Linked DNA regions of Homo sapiens: region 1 is linked to region 2. The links are chromatin loops, found by intact Hi-C in ENCODE. Cell type or tissue: psoas muscle. All regions are shown on one strand. Links, peaks and the distances in the headings refer to the core of each region. The heading gives the core; the rest is flanking DNA. Region 1 has its middle 250 kb from the start of HEAT2. Region 2 overlaps ADRA2A (adrenoceptor alpha 2A).

The links. Hi-C counts contacts between places; a loop is a spot of excess contacts. Peaks named below come from ENCODE experiments on the same cell type or tissue, not always from the same donor. Only the 100,000 strongest peaks of a DNase experiment are listed, where the experiment ranks them.
Region 1: it touches region 2 in a loop (2.4-fold over the local background); 26 of 110 quality-filtered maps call a loop at or near these places.

Annotation. Positions count from the first base shown.
Region 1 is chr10:111,354,425-111,364,516 of GRCh38, reverse strand. No RefSeq gene overlaps it. Among named protein-coding and RNA genes, the nearest start is that of HEAT2, 250 kb to the right of the region's middle. In psoas muscle, for the core only: a CTCF peak has its summit at 4,041 (motif pointing right); no DNase peak of the experiment used is centred there.
Region 2 is chr10:111,080,478-111,090,569 of GRCh38, reverse strand. It overlaps ADRA2A (adrenoceptor alpha 2A), which reads right to left. Exons shown (of 1, transcript NM_000681.4): 1 at 9,663-10,092. Among named protein-coding and RNA genes, the nearest start is that of ADRA2A, 8.5 kb to the right of the region's middle. In psoas muscle, for the core only: no CTCF peak of the experiment used is centred there; no DNase peak of the experiment used is centred there.

The DNA of each region.
Region 1 (10,092 bases), core at 761-8,760, 270 kb before region 2:
ATGAAATGACACCAAACCCGGGAATCCTTCTTAATTAACAAACTCATCCCTCAGCCAGTATCAATCAATCTGAATTGGCAAAAAAAAATACCTAATTGTCATCCTTTGCTTAAATCAGCTTCCTGTAAAGTATCTTTGATGAAGGGAAGCCAGAAGCACCTTAAGGAATACAGAAGCCTGAGAAGGTGTAAGTGAAGGGAAAAGCTACCCTCCCACAGATTGGGCAATGGTTGCAAAGCATACTGGGTAATTCCCATAATTCTCAATCTCTAAACAAAGTCCAAAGAGACAGCCACAAGGTTTTCTCCCCTAGTCTGTCTAAAAGAGAGGTAACACCAAGAGTACGTCCTATACCACTTGAAGCACTGAGGAGAGAGTTTTCACAATGGTTACATTCTCCTGAAGTTGTAAGTTGTTTCTAACCTGCCGCTGGTAGACCGATGGCAAGCTTAGTCCCATATTCTTGTTCAGAGGACTCTCTCTTGTCCCCACAATTTTCCTCTACACATATGTATCTCATTCACAGAGTTTATCCCATTTACTAGGTTCCCTTCTCCTGTTGTTGATTGTTTCCTTTGCTGCTCACAGGTTTTCAGTTTGATGTGGTCCCACTTGTTAATTTCTGCTTTTGGTGTCATATCCCCCCAAAAATCATTGCTAAGATCAATTTCCTATCTGAAAAAGAAATCAGAAAGCAATCATATTTTCAATAGCATAAAAATTACTAGGAATAAATTTAATCAAGTAAGTGAAAAGTCTGTATATTGAAAACTACAAGACATTGATGAAAGAAACTGAGAAAGACACAAATAAATGAAAATATTTATCTTGTTTATGACTGGAAGAATATTGTTAAAATGTCCATACTACCCAGAGAGATGTACAGATTCAATGCAATCTCAATCAAAATTCCAATGGCAATTTTCACACAAACAGAAAGAAGAATCATAAAATTCACATGAAACCAAAAAAGACCCCTAATAGCCAAGGCAATCTTGAGAAAGGACAAAATTGGAGGCATTACGCTTCCTGATTTTAAACTATATTACAAAGCTATATATATTTTAAAAAATAAAAAAGTCTAGTATCGGCATGAAAACAGACACATAGACCAACGGAATGGAATAAATCCCAGAAATACAATTGATTTTTACATATTGGTCTTGTATCCTCAATTTTTAAAGTCGGGTTTTATATTTAGCAGCTTTCCTGAACCTTTGGGACTATTTAGCTTTTATCTAAGATATTTTCTCAGTAATATTGAAATAAAAAATAGAGCTAGTTCCCCAGTTACAAAGGCACACTCGCAAAGAGACAAGGTGACTAGCTATGCAAGGAGATTAAAATGGCAAATGAGGCACTTCTTTGTGTGGAATTGTCTACGTATATGTGTACAGGAGCACTCTATCTCTAAGCTTTTAACACAGACCTTGCAGACTGCACCCCAAAGCCACACGGAACTGAGGTCTTGAAAGTCTTCCAAGGACAGATGGGACCACAATGCTTGGTGTCTATTGATTGTTCAAGGCTTCCTGATCCTCAGACAAGGAAGCCACAGAATATTGAAGACTATCTCAAGATGGTCTATAATATGTAGCTATTTAGGAAATACAATTATCATATTCATCCATAAATTTAGATCAGCAAGTAACAGCAAAAACTGATAACAATATTTTAAGAAATATTTTTCTGTTGTTTTTCTTCCCCCTATTTGTCTCCCTTATTTCTTCTAAGATCATTGAAAAGGTTTCAGGTCAATTAAAATAAAATTTTAATTACTCATTTGTGTGTGGGGTGGGGTGGGTGTGTGGGCATGGGTAGGGCTGTAAGGTGCCAGTTATCTAAGAATAAAGTGGCCAATCTTAGATTTTGAGAAAATTCATTTAGCACACATTTAACATGTTTCAAAGTATTTGAATCCTAAGTTTGACATCACTTTTCATTTTGAGACAAACTCCTCTACCTCCTTAAAAATGAGATTGGGGCGGGCACAGTGGCTCACACCTGTAATCCTAGTACTTTGGGAGGCCTAAGTGGGTGGATTGCCTGAGCACCGGAGTTTGAGACCAGCCTGAGCAACACGATGAAACCCCATCTCTTCTAAAAATACAAAAAATTAACAGGTTGTGGTGATGGGCACCTGTAATCCCAGCTATCTGGGAGGCTGAGGCAGGAGAATTGTTTGAACCCAGGAGGCAGAGGTTGCAGTGAGCCGAGATCCCGCCACTGCACTCCACCCTGGGCGACAGAGTAAGACTCCATCAAAAAAAAAAAGAAAGAAAAAAAGAAAAGAGGCTGAATCACAACCATAGGCAAACTTTTGATTTAGTCAGTAAGGGCTCATAAATATTTGTTAGAATAATGATGTACAGGGCACTGTACTTGATTCAGAATGCTAATTAGGGCTCCATTATAGTACTCTAATAATGCAGGTGTGTGTGTGTGTGTGTGTGTGTGTGTGTTTATGCCTACTTCTGTATTCATAGCTTTCTCCTTTGTTACTCTCATTCTCTTTCTTTTATTCCTGATCCTAATTACTCTCTGAATCTTTTCTTTCATTTGTATCTTTTAATCTCAATGGCTTGGGCAACTGGTTAACCACTTAGTACTGTGTACTACAACAGTCAAGAAGACCAGGAGACAGATAATTAGATACTTGAGGAAAAATTATTCCTGTGTTCCATCTGGGTGCTTCCTAAACTTTAATGTGCACTGAAGTCGCTTTAAGTTCTTGTAAAATGCAGATTCTGATTTAGCTGGTCTCAGAAGGGACCGAAGATTCTGCATTTCTGACAAGCCCCTGGTCATGCTAATGCTGCTGATTTACAGACTACACTTTAAGTAGAAGGTTAGACTGTTGGGGATTAGCACAAATTTGGCTGTTAGTTTTAAAGGGCATTATTGTTAAATTTTATTATGTATATTTATCCCAATGCCACTCACACATGGCACACTTTGAAAAGTGTTGACTTCTAGAGAGTAGGGGGGATTAGAATGATCTAATGTTGATCCTTCGACTTTGCAAAATGTTGACTCAAGCACCATTTAAAAATCAATTACATGATTCAGGTGATGGTTACACGAAAAGCCCAGACTTCGTCACTACACAGCATATCCATATAATACAATCATACTTGTACTCCTTAAATTTACATAAATTTTAAAAAGAAAGATAAAAAGAAAGAGTTTGGGTGTTTTCTTTTGAGATCCATGAAATATGACAGAGTTTAGGGAGGATTACATAAAATAAAATTTATGGGAGTGCTTGATAGTATCTGGCATGCCACAGATACTCAGTGACCATCATTTGCAGTTCATCTTTTGTTTCCTTGATTGGTTCTGCATACTTTATGCCTATCTTATGCTATTCTATCATTTTTAAATACTTGCATGACTGTATTTTTTAATCCATGTGTTTATGATCTATGTGCCTTACTGAATTACCACTTCCTTGAGGGCACAAATATGACATATATATTGGGTGTTTCCTCTTATTGTAGAATGTGGTATCTTGCATCTGTGGTCACTTATCTGAACTCAACTGATTAGAGAAGTGCTAATAAAAAATGTCTATCCATCCATCTCTCCCACAAGCCTGCCTGAACTTCCTTCATTACCAGTTAGTTCCTTGAGTTAAGCCAGACCTCAGAGCAAACATGAAAGTATCCACCGATAGAGAGGGAACACTGATTTATTCTCAGTCTTTCCTACCCAATGAAGGAGTCTTTGGTCTGTAGTCACCGAGTTCTTCCTCATGATGAGATCAATCAGTTAAAGCAGGGAAGGAGGCCAAAGTCTAGATTAAGGTGTAAAGGGAGAGTTGGACACCTGAGAGCTAACTTAAAAGAGGAGATTAATCCAGTACCCTATAGTCTGCCTAGGACAGCATAGAGTCCTGAGAGACATGGGGTAATGGGTGGGTGGTAGAGGCAGGAGGAAGGGGAGGGGAAGTACTAGGAAGCCACTGTATTGCAGATACCCTTCCATTTGCCCACTCACCTTTCAGCCACTTGGTGGCACTGACCTCTCACACAGGCTTTTAAGAAACAGCAGCATATCACACACTGGAGCATGCAGTGTGTTCTGGTGCCTCCTACCAGCCAGAGGGGCGCCTGCAGAGAGATTGGCAGTTTCCATCCTGTCACCACAGGGAAAGGGTATTTCTTGGGTCTCTCGTTCCCTCTGTGGTCAGTGCTCACGCCAGCATGATCCTCTCCTTATCTTCTCTGAGCTCAGGAGCCAGTACTAGAGGAAAAACATGGTGGGGGCTGTATTCTAGCTGAACAAAGGTAAACTGTGGTATTTTCCAGAAAACTCAATTAGCGCTTTCAGGACTCTGGGCACCACCTGGGACCCATAAACAGCATTCACCCACTCCATGGCCTGGCTATATCCTCAGCCTCCTCCTCGGAGCATCCGTGAAGAATGACATTGAGCAGAAAGGATGAGGTCTTCATTTAGGCTATTGCAAAGGCCAGATTTCTATGAAGAGGAAAGGCACATCCTTCTATATCCAAAAGCGAACCTCTCTCTAGAGGCTTCGCCTACTCATATCATAGAGCAGGCTGGCCAATGCCAGGCTTTGAATCCACACCATGGCCCTATTGACCCCTGCTGTGACTCCATCCACAGCCCAGAGAAAGGTCAGTGCTCATCGCAGAGGACAGTAGGCAGTGGGGGTATCGCAGGAAGAGCTCACTGCTGGGCATGCAATATAATCCAATTTTCTATTGTTTATTATATTTACATGTATAAAAGATCTTTGTTTAATATTAATGCTGTGAAAGACACCTGCTTGCTGCTAGGGGATACAATGCTAAATAAACATAGTTTTTGCTCATATTCCAAGCATGGAGGCTTTAGGAAGATGAATAAATACAATTTAATGACCATTTTCTAGGCACTGTATTATATAAACTTTTTATATTTTTTATATATATTTGTGGGTGCACATATATGTGTATATATATACATATGCATACATATATACTTATAGATTTATAAAACTATCTTTTTAAAATATATATACATCATTTCTATATACAAAGGTATGAAATATCTTTATATATACCATTTATCACAGAATATATTTATGTATGTATGTGTGTATATATCTCTCTCTCTATATATATGTATTTTGGAAATGACAATTTCTTTTTCTAATAATAAAAGCAATAGAGGAGTGGTTAAGAGCACATGAATTTAAAGTCAGAATGCCTTTTACCTTGAACAAGTTACTTATCCTTCCTTAAGCCTGTTTTCCCATCTGGAAAATAAAGAAAGAGATAGAAAATAATGTGAAGATTGAGTGAGGTGAAGCATAATCCAAAAGCACATGTTTGATAAATAAAAGTTAACAATTATTATCCTCATGTGTATTGTTTAAAAAAAAAGAGTCAAGCAATTTTCAAAAGGCACAGAGAAGGAAATAACAGTGTCCTGTAAACCCATAATTCAGAAGTAGAACAGTTAATACCTTACTAAATACAAGCATGAGTTAAAAAAAAATCATGTTTTTTTTAAATGCATTTTGCTTTCCCCAACACACAATTATGTACTCTGATTTTACAGAAAGGATATAATATTCTAGTGACTTACATATCCTATTTTTCCTCAATATGGAGTGGGCATGGTTATAATTCAACATAGAGAATCCTACTCTCTTTTTAACAGCTTCACAGTGTTTTAGTCTGCAAATCATCAAGGTGTCTCCACCACTCATTTTAATTCTTTTTCTAATGGAATTGGCACATCTAGAAAAAACACCACCAGATAATGTTTATGACAATGAACATTCTTTTCATGTTTCTGATCTTAACGGGAATTTTAACACTGAGCTTGAGGCTAGCCATGGATTTTAAATGTATGTCTTATAATGCTATGAGCATATTCATTTATTGATACTTGATTGAAAGTTTTTGTATCAAGAATGGATGTTAATTTTTATCAAATGCTTTTCAGCATATATCAAGTTGTATTATGTTTTTTCTTTTGCTGTTAGTAAATTGAATTATAACCATTGATTTCCTAATATTAAACAATTAATGAAGTCATAGAAAGAACGCTTCCTCGTCATGGTGATTTTTCCCTTAACGTACTGCTGGGTTCTGTTTGCTGATGATTATAGATGTCCAAATCCCAAATAAAATAGCTATAATACATATGATAGTTTTATGTGCTCTTTGGACTTATGTTAGTGCTAATGCTATATTTTAATAAAAGTAATTAGAAGTACTTTATTCTATTTTTATGCTTAAAATTCTAGGTAGATTTGTTTCCTAAAGGTTGAAAGTATTTGCAAGGAAAATAATCCTTTACAAATTTCACAACATTTAACACTAGATTCCATAGTATTTTAGTTTCTACCTGTCCTAGAGTCTTTTTTGGTCATTTATTTATTTTCCCATCTGGGAGTAAAATTGTCACAAAACCCTGAGGCTCTTCAGCTATCTTGTGAAGTCAGCATTTTTTCCTCCACATAGCCACCTTTGTGTGATAGTGTTCCTCACTTGCTGTGAAAATGGCTTTTCCCCCCCTCCTACTATTTTCTGTAATCTTCACGTTAAGGATTCATTCCTCCTACAACATCAGAATAAAATCACATGGCTGTTGAGAAGCTAGATCAAAACCACACAAAGTATAGTGATAGTTGACCTTGAGTTTTGTTCTCCATTCCTAACAGTGCTGTTTTCACATTGCAGGAAAATTGGGCATTGCTTGCCATCCCTGGCCTTCCCAGCCCTCCAGCCCTCAATCCTTAACAAAGGAAACCAATTTTATATCATTAAATATCTACTTTATGAGGACATAGCTACAAACTCCATTTTATAGAGGAAAGTGAACATGGGCACATTTCTTCACCAAGATGAGCTCACACAGGTGCAGATTCAGCATTTAAATCAAGACTGCCTCCAAAGCTCATGGTCCCTCCACTGCTATCACTAGCATATTTGGGATCTGGGCTCCAGTGGTCCTTGAAGCCCTGTTGTACTTTCTGTCTCCCATAGGGTTTGGGGTCACATGGAAATAATAGAGTTAGAATTCTGTCACTTGCAACTTAAAAGTGCCCAATTAATAGAGGTGCTAATGTGTATTTATGCATCCCTACCTGATTGTAAACCCATTCAATGGTGCTCTGTGCTCCGTCCTTCAAATCTTTCTAGTGCGGAGACTCCAATGGAGTAGAAGCTCAAACTTCATAAACAATAACAAAGAAAATCAAGTTCCAAGTAAGTCAGTAATCATTAGATTGATTCTGTCTCTAGGTTCTAACTATAAACCATAGGAAAACTAACTTAAAATGTGTAAGATAAACATTAATAAGCGTGATATGTAACTAGAGAAAAATGGCAAGCCAGAAGGGATAAATTTCAGCATCCTACACAGATATTATGTGGTCAATCCTGGCTAATCTGGTTATCTCTTTGGATTTTAATTTCCACAGCCATAATGTAAATCACCGAGCTCAAACAGGATAAAATGTGTGTGAATCCTTGAGGATTAAGTGCTGGCTGCAACCAAATATTAATAAAACTTTTTTAGAGACAAATAGATCCCAAATCTCAGATTCCCCTGATGACAAGAATATGATTACAAACCTATTATCTCAATTTCATGGATAATGAACCTGACCTTGGGCAAGTTTCTTCGCAAAATTAGTTTAGACAAATCATATTGAACAATTCCTGAATTCCTTGGTATAAGAGAAGCTAAAACCTCCAGAAACGCCCCTCACTTCCTCTTTTTTCACTTGTTTGGCTTGGTCTAGATGTCACTTTATGATGTGGAAAATCAGTGCTAACGGAGCAGTGAGGTATTTGTCTAAGGTTTTCTTTCCAGGGTTTAGGTGTTTTCATGTTTAGAGATGTTTGCCTTATCTTTGGAAGGGAAGTATTTGTCATCCAGGAGCATACTGCATTTTTTGCAGTTCTTATACTGCTGATGTTGCTAAACACTGTCATTTCCTTTAATTATATTATTCATAAGAACAGTAATTGTTCTTAAAATGGCAAAACATTGTATGTTCCCCAACACAATAACAGTTGCTCTACTGAAATGTGCCCACTTTCAAAGAATGGAAGGAGACCCACCCCCAGCTACCTAACAATCACTTGAAGGATATTTACTACCATGAGCTCACTGTTAACTAAAAATGCTCCAAACAAACCATATAACAGTTACTTACTGGATTTACTCACTTAAAACTATAAAATCCACTTAAAAATTGAACAACTATTTCTACTTCTTCCTATCTTCAGATACTTGAGAACTTCAGAACTTGAGACAGCTGAGTTCCAACCATCACCTGATGTGCTGGAACAAATTAATTATGCAGCAAAGATTTTTGCTCTATCAGGGCTTTCTACAATCCTGAGATATAAATGTTGTCTATAACCATATCAAAGGAAAAGATGAGATGTTGAGCTCAGCTTTATTTTGCCAATGTAGACAATGGAAAGAAAAAAAAAACAAAAAACAAAAAACACCTTTTCTTGAAAATCAATGAGTCTCCAGGGGCTAGCACTGTACTTGATGTGCCAAGAAAAACAAAGAGACAAAGAGAACATTTGCTGGTGAAATCACGTAGGATGTCTTTGCCTTTAGGAAAAGAAAAGGAAAAGAAAAAAAAGAAAAACAAAACAAAAAAAAACCTTACGAACATAGCTCTCAAACTCTAAAAGAAGTTGAAATGTGAGTCTAGCCAATTAGTGGGAATTTCTGGGTATAAGATATTCTCCATATTCCTGCCTCTGCTCCCGCTGTTCATCTAGATGCCCTCTCCATCACCTGGGTGATGGAAAACCTGTCTGTCCTCCCGTGATCTCTGGTCTTCCTCCAGGAAGAGCCCAGTGATGGAGAGTACCCTGCATGCTAGGTGCTAGGTCCTTTGTCTGCATGACATCTAATTTTCATGACAGGTCTACTGTACAGATGTTTGTGCAACAGGCTGAGCCAGTTAAGTCAACTGCACAAACCACTCAAAAGTTAGAAGGGAAAAAAGGCAGCCCTTTACATCAGGGAACTCATAACTGACCCTCTATGATAGTACAAATATAGCTATTGCCTACAGTAAAATCATATTGTTCTCCTGCTTGTCACAATCTCACAAAACATCCACTCAGACAGGGTCACTTCACAACACAAAATACAAAACCCCCTTTTTCCCTTGGCTAAATGAGTGGCTACTAGTTCTTTGCCAGTTACAACTTTATTCTCACTCTAGTCTGCCCTCCCTACAGATAAGATTTGTTAAGATAGTTTATCATAGAATTGCAGAATTCAGAGAGAATATCCAATTCCTTGGACACTCCCAAAATTACCCATACAAATCCTAAATCTTATTATAGGTTCTTTCTAACATCCTGAACTGAGAAAACTTGCAGTTTCACATGATGTGTATTCCTCATGTGTATTGCAAGAAGTAATTGACCCAACTTTTTCTACTATAGGTGTGTTTCTGTGGTCTAAAGTCTGTGGTTTCTGATCACTCTGCTACATCCTCACTTGCTCCCTGAATGGCCTGGGCTCTGTTTTCTCATCTCTAAAATGGGAATAATAAAAATATCCAATTCATAGGGTGCTTGTGAGAATTAAATGAAATGATGAGATGAATAACTGTGAGCTGCTCTTATTATAATTACCACCGCCAGTATCATTACTACTATTTTTATTACTATGGCACCAGGACACCATACTGCTTCACTATGACCTTTTTGAAGAGCCCAGCTTCATAAAGGTCTCTCCCTCTAAACCTCACACGTGTATTAAGCTTCTGCTATAAGCAAAACACTTTTCTATACCTCTCAGAACTCCCCTCGCTGAAAACTTGCAAAATTTTCAAGAAGTGGAAAGCCTTTGTTCACTATTAAAAATGTCTTTTATGTTGCCTTGTATATTATTTCTATTTTTATGCTCTTTGTCTATGACAAGATGATTTCTGCCCTTAAGGAGCTTACTGTATCTGGAAGCTATAACCTCCGTAGCTCTTGGTACTTAGTACATGATCAATAAAACATGTGTTGATTGACAGATTGAAACAAAAGGCCAGTAGAACAGAAATGTACCACTGAGAGTGTAAAGCAGCATGTTGTT
Region 2 (10,092 bases), core at 1,061-9,060:
TTCACAGTAAGTGCCAAATAAATAAGTAAATAATAGCTAATCATTACTGAGCAATTACTTTGCACCAGACATTGTTCTAAACACTTAACTTACATTAACTTGTTTGTTTCTTACCAAAAAAGCAAACAAAAATTTTTACATATGAGTAAACCAAAGCATAAAGCAGTAAAGAAAGTACTCCAATTAGCTCCCTTCACTTCCTCCTATTTGCTCTGCCCTTTCAGAACTTACACTGGGACAAAAACAGGGAACTCTGGCGCGGCCCTGAAGTGAAATATGGATCCACAGGCCACATTCCACAAAACTGGGGGAGCAGGAAGCAAGTGTTGGAGATGGAATCGAAGAGTGTCCAGAGATTACACAGAGGCAGCCCTGCCCCCAGACCTACAGCTCACAGGACCAAAGCCATCTTCTATATCCAATGCTGAGTTATTACTGCAAAGTCATCACCTCGTTTAATTCTACAGCAGCCCCATGAGATAGGTAATATTTTACCCATTTTTACCTGATGCCATGGGGAAAAAACAACTTGTCCAGCGTCACATAGACTGCCAGAGTTGAGGCCAGGATGCAAACCCCAGTCCATCAGAAACCAAAATCTAAGCTCTTCATAGCCCCATGCTGAAGAGCTTTGGAGAACTCATGAGTTAGGGGTAGCTTAGATGGGAGAAACCTTTCCCCTCTAAGGGGAAAATCTGCATGTCTTAGGATTTCCTTTAGGTTTACGTCTTTTCTTACTTCTTTCTTTCTTTCTTTTTTGAGACAGAGTCTCCCTGTATCACCTAGGCTGTAGTGCAGTGACATGATCTCTGCTCACTGCAACCTCCACCTCCTGAGTTCAAGCAATCCGCATGCCTCAGCCTCCCAAGTAGATGGGATTACAGGCATGCGCCACCATGCCCAGCTATTTTTGTATTTTTAGTAGAAACAGGGTTTCACCATGTTGGCCAGGCTGGTCTTGAACTCTCAGCCTCAAATGACCCACCTGCCTCAGCCTCCCAGAGTGCTGGGATTACAGGCATGAGCCACCACACCCGGCCCTTTTGGTTTAGTTCTGAAACTCTTCTCACCAAAAGCTCTCCAGTAGTGGGCACAGAAGAACTGGGGAAGATACCAGTCTCTGGCCCCAATCCATCTGAATGAGAAGAAAGAGTGATGAAAAGACCCTCCCTCAGAGCTTTCCAGAATGGGAGGGCAGGGGGCAGGCCCATGAGTAGCTCCTCTCAGCAGCAGCACGGTGCCCTCCACCATGTACCCCTATTGGGCATTTGCCACCTTTGGAGATGGAGAGTGGAACTGACAGGAAGACAGACCCAAGGATTAAGCCTCAGTATAACTGATGCCAAACCCCAGGTTCTTTCCACTATTAAAATTTAAAAGTGTGGTGGTGTATCTTGGCTTTAAAGTGTGGTGTGATTTTGGGAGGCAGCAGAGGGATCACGTATGTGGCATTCCACATGCAGGAGAATCTAAGCAGAGTTATGGAGGCAGAAATGAGCATTATGTTCAGAAGATAGTTAAAATGACCTGGGGTGCAGCGAAGCAGCAAGGAGCACTAACCTGGCACCAGGAGATCTCAGTTTCAAGTCTAGAAATGCATCGTGGTCGTTACAGGTCTCGTATGGGTCCTGGAGCTCTTCTAGGCCCACCCTCTTGTGCTATTGAAGACACAAGGTCTTCCATCAGGCTGGAAAAAGAGAAAGCTAAGACCTAAGTGGTCAAATCTCTGTCACAAATCACCCTAAAACACTGCCCCACCCAGCCCACCTCAGCCCAGGGCAGTTACAGGAGTAAAAGGAACCACCCAACTCCCAAACTAGAGAAGAAAACGTTAGCACTACTGAGCCTCTACCAGATGCCAAGCATAGGCCTAAGCAACCTACCAAAACACTGGCAACTTCTTCTACAAGTTACATGTGGAGAAACTGGTGCTTAGCCATCTGTTCAAGGTTAAACCAAAGCTATGTGATGAAACCAGGATTTTAATTCAGGTCTTCCTGATTCCAAAGTTTTAGCTTTAAAGTGCCCTTCTCAGCAATACCAGCCATTCCCTCCCTGGGAATTGCACAGTGGGAAGCTGTCAGCACCTTCAGAAGGGGCGAGGTGCTACCCACACTATTGGAACTGGGACTTCGGGGAAGGATGCCTGGCAGGCATTGCTGGCAGAGGACCCCTGAAGCCATTGCTAAGCTGGGTCCAGACAGGGAGAGAGCAGAGATAATCAGCTCATTCTCCACTCTCACTCCTGCACCCTGATCTGCTGGTGGCTGCCCTTAGGCAGAACTCAGAGAGCACAGAAGAAAGAGTAAGGGGGCAGCTCACAGGGCTCAGCCTTCCAGGGCCCAGCATGGACAAGGGCAGAGACTATAGCCAAAGGTGCAAGTAGAGAATATCTAATATAGAACCCAAAGCTCCGTCCTCAATGCCTTCACCTGGGCTGCCCTCTCTGGGGGCTCCTGGGAGGGACAGCTCCATTCCAAGTAAGTGTTCAAAATCCCAATGAGAACACTTGGACACAGGAAGGGGAACATGACACACCGGGGCCTGTTGTGGGGTGAGGGGAGGAGGGAGGGATAGCTTTAGGAGATATACCTAATGTAAATGACGAGTTAATGGGTGCAGCACACCAACATGGCACATGTATACATATGTAACAAACCTGCACATTGTGCACATGTACCCTAGAACTTAAAGTACAATTAAAAAATATATTTTTAAAAAATGGAAGGATTAGGTTTCAGGCAAACAAGCAAATGTGGAGGGTCATAGGAAAAGGCCCAGCCAAGAGCAGTGAGTTCGCTGCTGAGAGCTCCTCACGGCGGGCAAAGTAGACATCTCTGTCAAGTCACAGGTTCCCTAACTTCTTGGAAATGGATGACTTTTATCTTTGAGGGCCTGAACAGCCCGGAACAGGAGTCAGCAGCACAAGTTCCAGATTTGGGGCTTATCAGATCTTCTGATCCCAAGCAGAATCCATGGGGTTGGCCGGGGTGAGTCCTTGCAAGCTCTCATTCACCCTTCATAATCAACTAATCTTTGGGGACATGACATGCTTGTGCTCCACGGTCTCTCCTCAAATCCTCCCTGGCTGGTTGTGTCGATAAGACAGGTGACATTCGGAAACGAGAAGCGCGTCACACCAGGTCAGGTCCCGTGGCCTGTTAGGTCAACATACCACCATGACTGACTGAATTCACACTCCAGGAGATGTTTGCATTTGACCATGAATAGGAAGCTCTGAGCCAAGGAGCCACTCCTTGAAGATGGAAATTCATGGAGGGTAGGAGCAGTGGTTCACAGTATTTTGCAGGCAGGGGAAGCTCTAAAATCCCAATATCTGGGTCTGCACAGACACTGGCGCTGCCACTGGGTGACCCTGAGGGAGTGAGGGCTCCTGGCCTTCCCTGTGGTGTCAGCAACCTAGTCAGGCTATTAATACTTTGACTGAATTACTGCTCCCAATAACCCTCCCCAATCAGTCTCCACCCAGCAGCCAGAATGATTGTTCTGAACCAAAAAAAATCTGATCAGGTCCCTCCCTTGCCTAAAAAACCTCTCATGGCTCCCCATGCCCTCAAGATAAAATCCTTTACCTGCAGCTGCATGATCTGGACTATCTTCCTCCAGCCTCGCCACTTTCACATCTCATGGTCCTATTAAAGTGGACTTCATAAGTTGCTTGAATATGCAATGTCCCCCACCCCTGGCACTCCCAGTCCCTTCGCTGGACCTATTCCTGCCCATCTCTCATCTCTCATCTGGCTGCACACTTCTCTGGGCTCCCTCCCCAATGCCTTCATCTGGGCTAGCTTTCCCCACCCACCCTGGCACCTGCATCACCAGGCTTACCACTTGCTGGAGCCCACAAAAGAAGAAGCTCCCACCACAAAAGAAGCTCTTCCCCCAACAAAAGAAGAAGTTCTCCCCCTCACAAAATAAAAAGCTCTCCCCCAACAAAAGAAGAAGCTCTTCTCCCACAAAAGAAGCTCTCCCGAAACAAAAGAAGCTCTGCCCCAACACAAGAGGAAGCTGTCCCCCAATAAAAGAAGCTCTGTGAGGTAAAGATCCTAATTAGTTTGTTCCCCACTCTACCCCAACACCTAGTACAAACAGAGGGATGTTAGTGACATTAGCTTGGGGCAGCTCCAAAACATAGTTGAATGAATAAAGGAAGGAAGGACTCTATCATTCATTCATTAAATGTCTCCGTGTCTCCTCTAGGGCTAGGGCATAAAAAATAATCCCTTAAGTGTGTTCAGGGAGCATGCTGAGAACAGAGCAGCAGACTCCCCAGTGTAACCAGGGGACAGGTGAGGACATCAGCCTGGGCCAGTCCTCATCTCCCCTCACCCGGGCCCCAGCCTCAGTGGCCATCACTGCTGGGCAGCTCTGAGCTGTGTCTGAGCCACAGACATGGGATGGGGATTACCCAGAGAACTGTGGCCAAGAGCCAGCCACATGGGTCCCTGGGGCTCTCTCTCTCTCACCTGACCAGGTTGCAGGGAAGACAGGGAAGGGGAGTGTATGTGTGTGTGTGTGTGCGCGCACGCGCACACACACACACATAATAACCCCACACACAGCCTTGCATCTGCATAGTCAGGGAGGAAGGAGGGCCTGTGCTTTTCTTCTACAGATGCCCAGTGACCCAAGCAGCTGGCCCTTGGACAAACTGCAGAAAGCAGGCAGCTGGCCTCCCTCCAGCCTGTTCCCCAAAGTGCTGTTACTCTGCCTTTCTCAGGCTTTGGGTTCTACAGTAGATATTCTCTACTTGCACCTCCAGCTATAGTCTCTGCCCTTGTCCATGCTGGGCCCTGGAAGGTTGAGCCCTGTGAGCCGCCCCCTTACTCTTTCTTCTGTGCTTTCTGAGTTCTGCCTAAGGACAGCCACCAGCAGATCAGGGTGCAGGAGTGAGAGTGGAGAATGTGCCGATTCTCTCTGCAATCTCCCTGTCCAGACCCAGCTTAGCAATGGCTGCAGGGGTCCTCTGCCAGCAATGCCTGCCAGGCATCCTTCCCCGAAGTCCCAGTTCCAGTAGTGTGGGTAGCACCTCGCCCCTTCTGAAGGTGCTGACAGCTTCCCACTGTGCATGTCCCAGGGTACTTCCCTGGCCCTTGTAAGTTTCTCTTAACCCTGCCTGTACCTTGCGAACAGTCCGTTTTCAATTCCCCTTCTTTCATCCCTTCACAGGGTGCCATCTTGTTTTTCTCAGGTATAGATTTTAAAGAGGTCTCAAGTCCTGGGGACAACATTAACAGCCTCTCACTCTTGCCTCCCATCCCCTCCAGAATTCTCTGTAGTCAGATAAACTGCTCCTTCCACAGAGAACAGGACAGCCTGGAGGCTACAGAATATGCCTGCCAGAGAAGCAGTGTTGGCTGCCCCAGAATGCGCACATTGCATCATCCCATCCTCCTCCTAGATTGGCTCCATTGCCCTAGAAGGGGAGTGGCATTCCACCTCGGGGGAGCAGACTCGCAGGCAGGGAGGGGCCAACTGACATGACAACCAGTGAGACGCACCACACTCCCCTTTAATTCCCTTTGTGACCTCTTCCCCTGGTGTGTACACATATACCCTCAACTGCCCAGATGCTTCCACGCCAGGCCCAGGTGAGCAAAGTGGTCCTCAGTGTCCATTGGTGCCTGTTTACACGCACACAGAGATACATACACACTCACACACCCATACACGCTCACATGTTACACACACATACACATAGGCTTAGCCTATGTTTGGAAAACACACCAAACCCTCACTTCTACCCCAGCCTCAATAAGGCCAATGGCCGTTAGCGCCAGATCTCCCTACAGAGAGCACATGGCTTGGCCCTGTCCAGTGTGCCTCACCCATGGCCTGGACAGAAGGAGAGAGCAGACCGGCATTTCATAGAATTATAAAATGGATCATCAGAAAAGCCCCGTGAGATCCCTTAACCCAGTATTACCCAACAAGAGTTCCAGCAAACATGAGTCTCTGAGATGCTCTGTTAAAAAAAAAAAAAAAAATGAAATTCCACAGTCCAGGGAGTTTGGGAAACAGCACACCACGTCATCCTCTCTCAGACAATCGGAAACCACATAGGCACATTAAAGGCTCTGAGAGATCCTGAAGGAGATGTACCTATTAAAGACTGCTTACCCCAGCATTTCACCAGATAGGTGGCAGACAGGGAAGAGATGATACGTAGGTGACAGACAGTAGAGACAGATAGAATGATAATGTCAATAGATAATGTAGATAATATAGATTTTGTAGTTGAATTAACTGCACAGAACACACTGTTAAATAATATTAGACCAACCACTTGCATTTCATAAATGAAGAAGCAGGGACTCAGAGAGGGATTTGCTCAAGACCACATCGCTGGTAAAAGACAAAACTGGGCCTAGAACGCAGGCCTCCTAATCCTCAGTCTAGGCTATTTCCAACAGACCCTGTTCTATTTTTTTTGTATTTAACTAACTCTAAGCCCCAGGATTTCTGGTAATCAAATAGATCAATGCTATTTCCAAAACAAATCTGAGTGTTAGTGATTTTGCTCCGTGACTTGACGTGGCCTCCCTTTCGCGCGTGCCCTCTGCTAAGGAAGGTGCCCCTTCCTGCACCCTGGACTCTCAGGCCCACTGTGAGGGGTGGCAGGGCCCAGGGCAGAGGCCAAAGGGCTAACCTGGCACTGGGCTCTGGACCTCGGTACCTGGATCCTATTATGCTACTGAGTCAAGGACGTAGACTTCCTTACAGGTGTCCCCAAATGGGGACAGGACCTTGTCATGCCATCCCCAAGATGAGGTTGGATGAAAGCTGAGGTCTGACTTGGGCCTAGGTGCCACTGCCCAGGCCTGGCACTGGTCCCACAGGACTCAGCTGCTAGAACCAGAGCTTCCTTCGCGGGCCTAGCCTTCTCAGAGTGTGGACATCCCAACTCCCACATTCTATGCCCTGAGCTCCCAGCCACAGCCACCTCTCCCCCACTGCTCACTCACAGTACAGATGCCTATTACCCTTGGTGGGCACACAGCATCCTCTCCCCCACTGCCACACTGTCACTGTGTGTGGCTAATGAGTGCTTTTCACAGGAACATCCTGTCTCCCCATGTAGCTCCAAAGCTTCCAGAGGGCAGAGGCAGGCCCTAATCTCACTCCACAGGGACAAGTGGTGAGCTTTGCACAGTGCATGCAGGGAAGGAAGAGAACTGCCTTGCAATGCCTAGGATGGTCCTTGACACAAAGCAGGCACAGGGGATCCTCTGGGGTTGATTAGCAACTCACCACATCCCAAAACAAAATAGAATTCATGTTGGGTGCATATGGCATCAGACGGAGAGTCACATGGAAGAGTGGGCTCAGGGGCTCCTGGAATGCTACATAACCAACAGCTTTTCTAGGTCTCAGGTCCCTTGATCTGCCACTACAAGGTAAGAGTTAAGGATTGATGAGGATGCTTCTGGCTCTAAATCTCTGATTTGATTATACAGTCATAGACAGGGGAAAGCCCAAGCCACGTTTTCATCATTCTCTCCCCCAGCCTTTTAGCATAGAAGAAATTGAACAAAGCCTTGGGGAGGAGGAGACTGTGCTTGTGCCCAGGCTCAAATGAAGGCACTACCCTTCCCCCAACCCAGCACACTTGCACGAGTAAATCTAGCAAGACACACTTCAGACCCAAAAGCCAATGGCTTTCAATATCCCAACCAAAGTTACATAAAACAGGAGATTCGGCCACGAAGACAGACCCTCTTGGCCCAGATACTCGGGAACAGATACTATGCACAGGAAAATGTGGGGTTAGCTCTTTAAGCCAAGATCCCTGTGGGAGCCATTTCACCTTAATTTCCCTCCCCACCCCACACCTTGGCAGACTGTTGCTTGAGCCCTTTGCAAATGAATAAACAGTGATTCCTACTGTGAACTCAGAAACCCACCCATGCCTGGGCTCCAGCCCTCTCTCCCCCACTTTCTGCAACCTCCATCCACCTCTGAGGTTTCTCTGCTTCTGTATCGAGGAGGAGGGAGCATGACACCAGAGGCCCCTCCGTGTAGCACCTCAGCCCATGCTTCTTCCCCCTCGGCGGGTGGAGGCAAGGCAAACACTTCCCTGACAGACAGGACAGAGCTGAGAGTCAACAGCAAGCAGTATTTGTATCTGCTCCTGTGGCTGGGACACACAGCCTGGGTCCTGGGGGCTCGCCAGGCAGGCTGTTGTCTGGCACTGTTTGCCTTTGGGGCAATGGGTACACTGGAGTGAGGAGGGAGAGGAGAGGCTGGGGTGAGGGTGGGATGGGGAGCAGGCCACAGAACCAGACCAGGGAGCCAGCCGTGGCACCACAGGCCAGGAGGCTGTTTTCTGAAGCCTCTGAGCCAGGGTCACTGGAGCCCAGCACCTGGCCATCCTCCTGTGTGCCGGCTCAGAGGATCCAGGTGACGGCAGGAACTCCTCACCCCCTCAGAGCCATGGTCTTCCCTCTCCCAGGCCCCTCAGTGCCCAGATCATTTCTCAGGGCTCTCTACCCTCCCACTGCTGCATACACAGACACCCTCTCCTGCACGAGAGAAGCAAAGGAAGATGAGGAGATGCTGCATGGCCCAGAGGGTGCAGAGGACCTGCTTCTGGGGGGTGTCCAAAGCTGGTCCGCACATATTACAGGTGACTGGGCTCACAAAAGCTGGCCTCCCCCAAAACCACAACCTGACGCTTGTGTTTGCCCCTCAAACCCCCCTCCTCCATAAGTGGCTATTCATCAGTACTGCATCTGACTACACACACAGAACTACTACTACACATCTCTCAGCTGCGCCCTAACCCGGGCAGCCTGGAGCCAGAGCCCTGTCACCTAGCGCCTTGGGATCCTGAGCAAGTCGCTTCCTCTTGCATCTGCATTTGCCTTCTCATCTGTCAGATGAGGGGTTGGACTCCTGGATCACTAAGGCCCCTTCCAGCTTCAAAGTGCCATTACCATAGTATGAGGGCCATAAGCCCTCCTAGACAGCAGAGCAGACTTTGATATTATAGCAATGCAACAAGAAGGATGCATGCCTTCTGGCCAGAGACAACTCAAACCACCAACTAATACATGGTTCTATTCAGGTTTTAGACCATACTTAGTGCATAACCACACTATGGAGTATATGCTACATGTCATATATTATCATGCTTTAAGGTGTGATATACATTTTGGAGTATATTCCACACTTGGTGCATATACCACACTTTGGAGTAGATACACACTTTGAGGTATATAGACACATTAGGTCATGTAGACACTGGGGTATGTATACACCTTGTGTATATTAAATACTGGGATATATCTCACACCTGGTATAGATAGCACACTGCATAGACACCTCTCCACTGGGAGTGTTCTGAGAAGGGCTAATGCCAAAACTCTGGAAAGGTTCTGGGGTTAAGAGTGCAGGCCCTAGAACCAGATAAAGCTGGGTACGATGCATTTCCACCACTTGTTAACCTTGAGCAAGGTTAACAAACTTGCTCTGAGACTCAGTTTCTTCACCTGTAAAATGGGGATAGTAATAAAACTTACCTCATAGCGTTCTTGAGAAAAGTAAACGAGGCAATGCCTACAACCAGTTCACCACAGTGTCTAGCATGTCAGAAACACTTAGTAAATGGTAGCTTTGTTACTGATGGAACGTTTAAAAAATTTTTATAATGTACATTTTTTATTTTTAAAAAATCCATAAAATCAGATGTTCCCAGAGTCTTAAAGCTTTTGAAAACTCAGATAACAGACAAGAGGACCACTCCATTCATATTTATTTCACATTTGATCTGTAAACTTTTTTATTTAAAAAAAAATCCACTGTCATTAGCAACATGTGCTGACATTAGTTTTTCTTTAGTGAAATAAGAGTGCAGGCCTTAAATTGTCTCTGTCTAAAACATGTAGAAATGCAGATGTAAACACAAAGTCTCTGCCCTCCTCCCCTGACTTTGGCAGTTCATCAATGACATGATCTCAACCAGAAAAGCACGGAGGGGGGAAAGGACAACATTTTGATACCTAACAGCTCTTGGGGAAGAAACTGTACAGTTTGGCAGGCCCATTTGTCTTTTCAAACTGTTTACCTTGG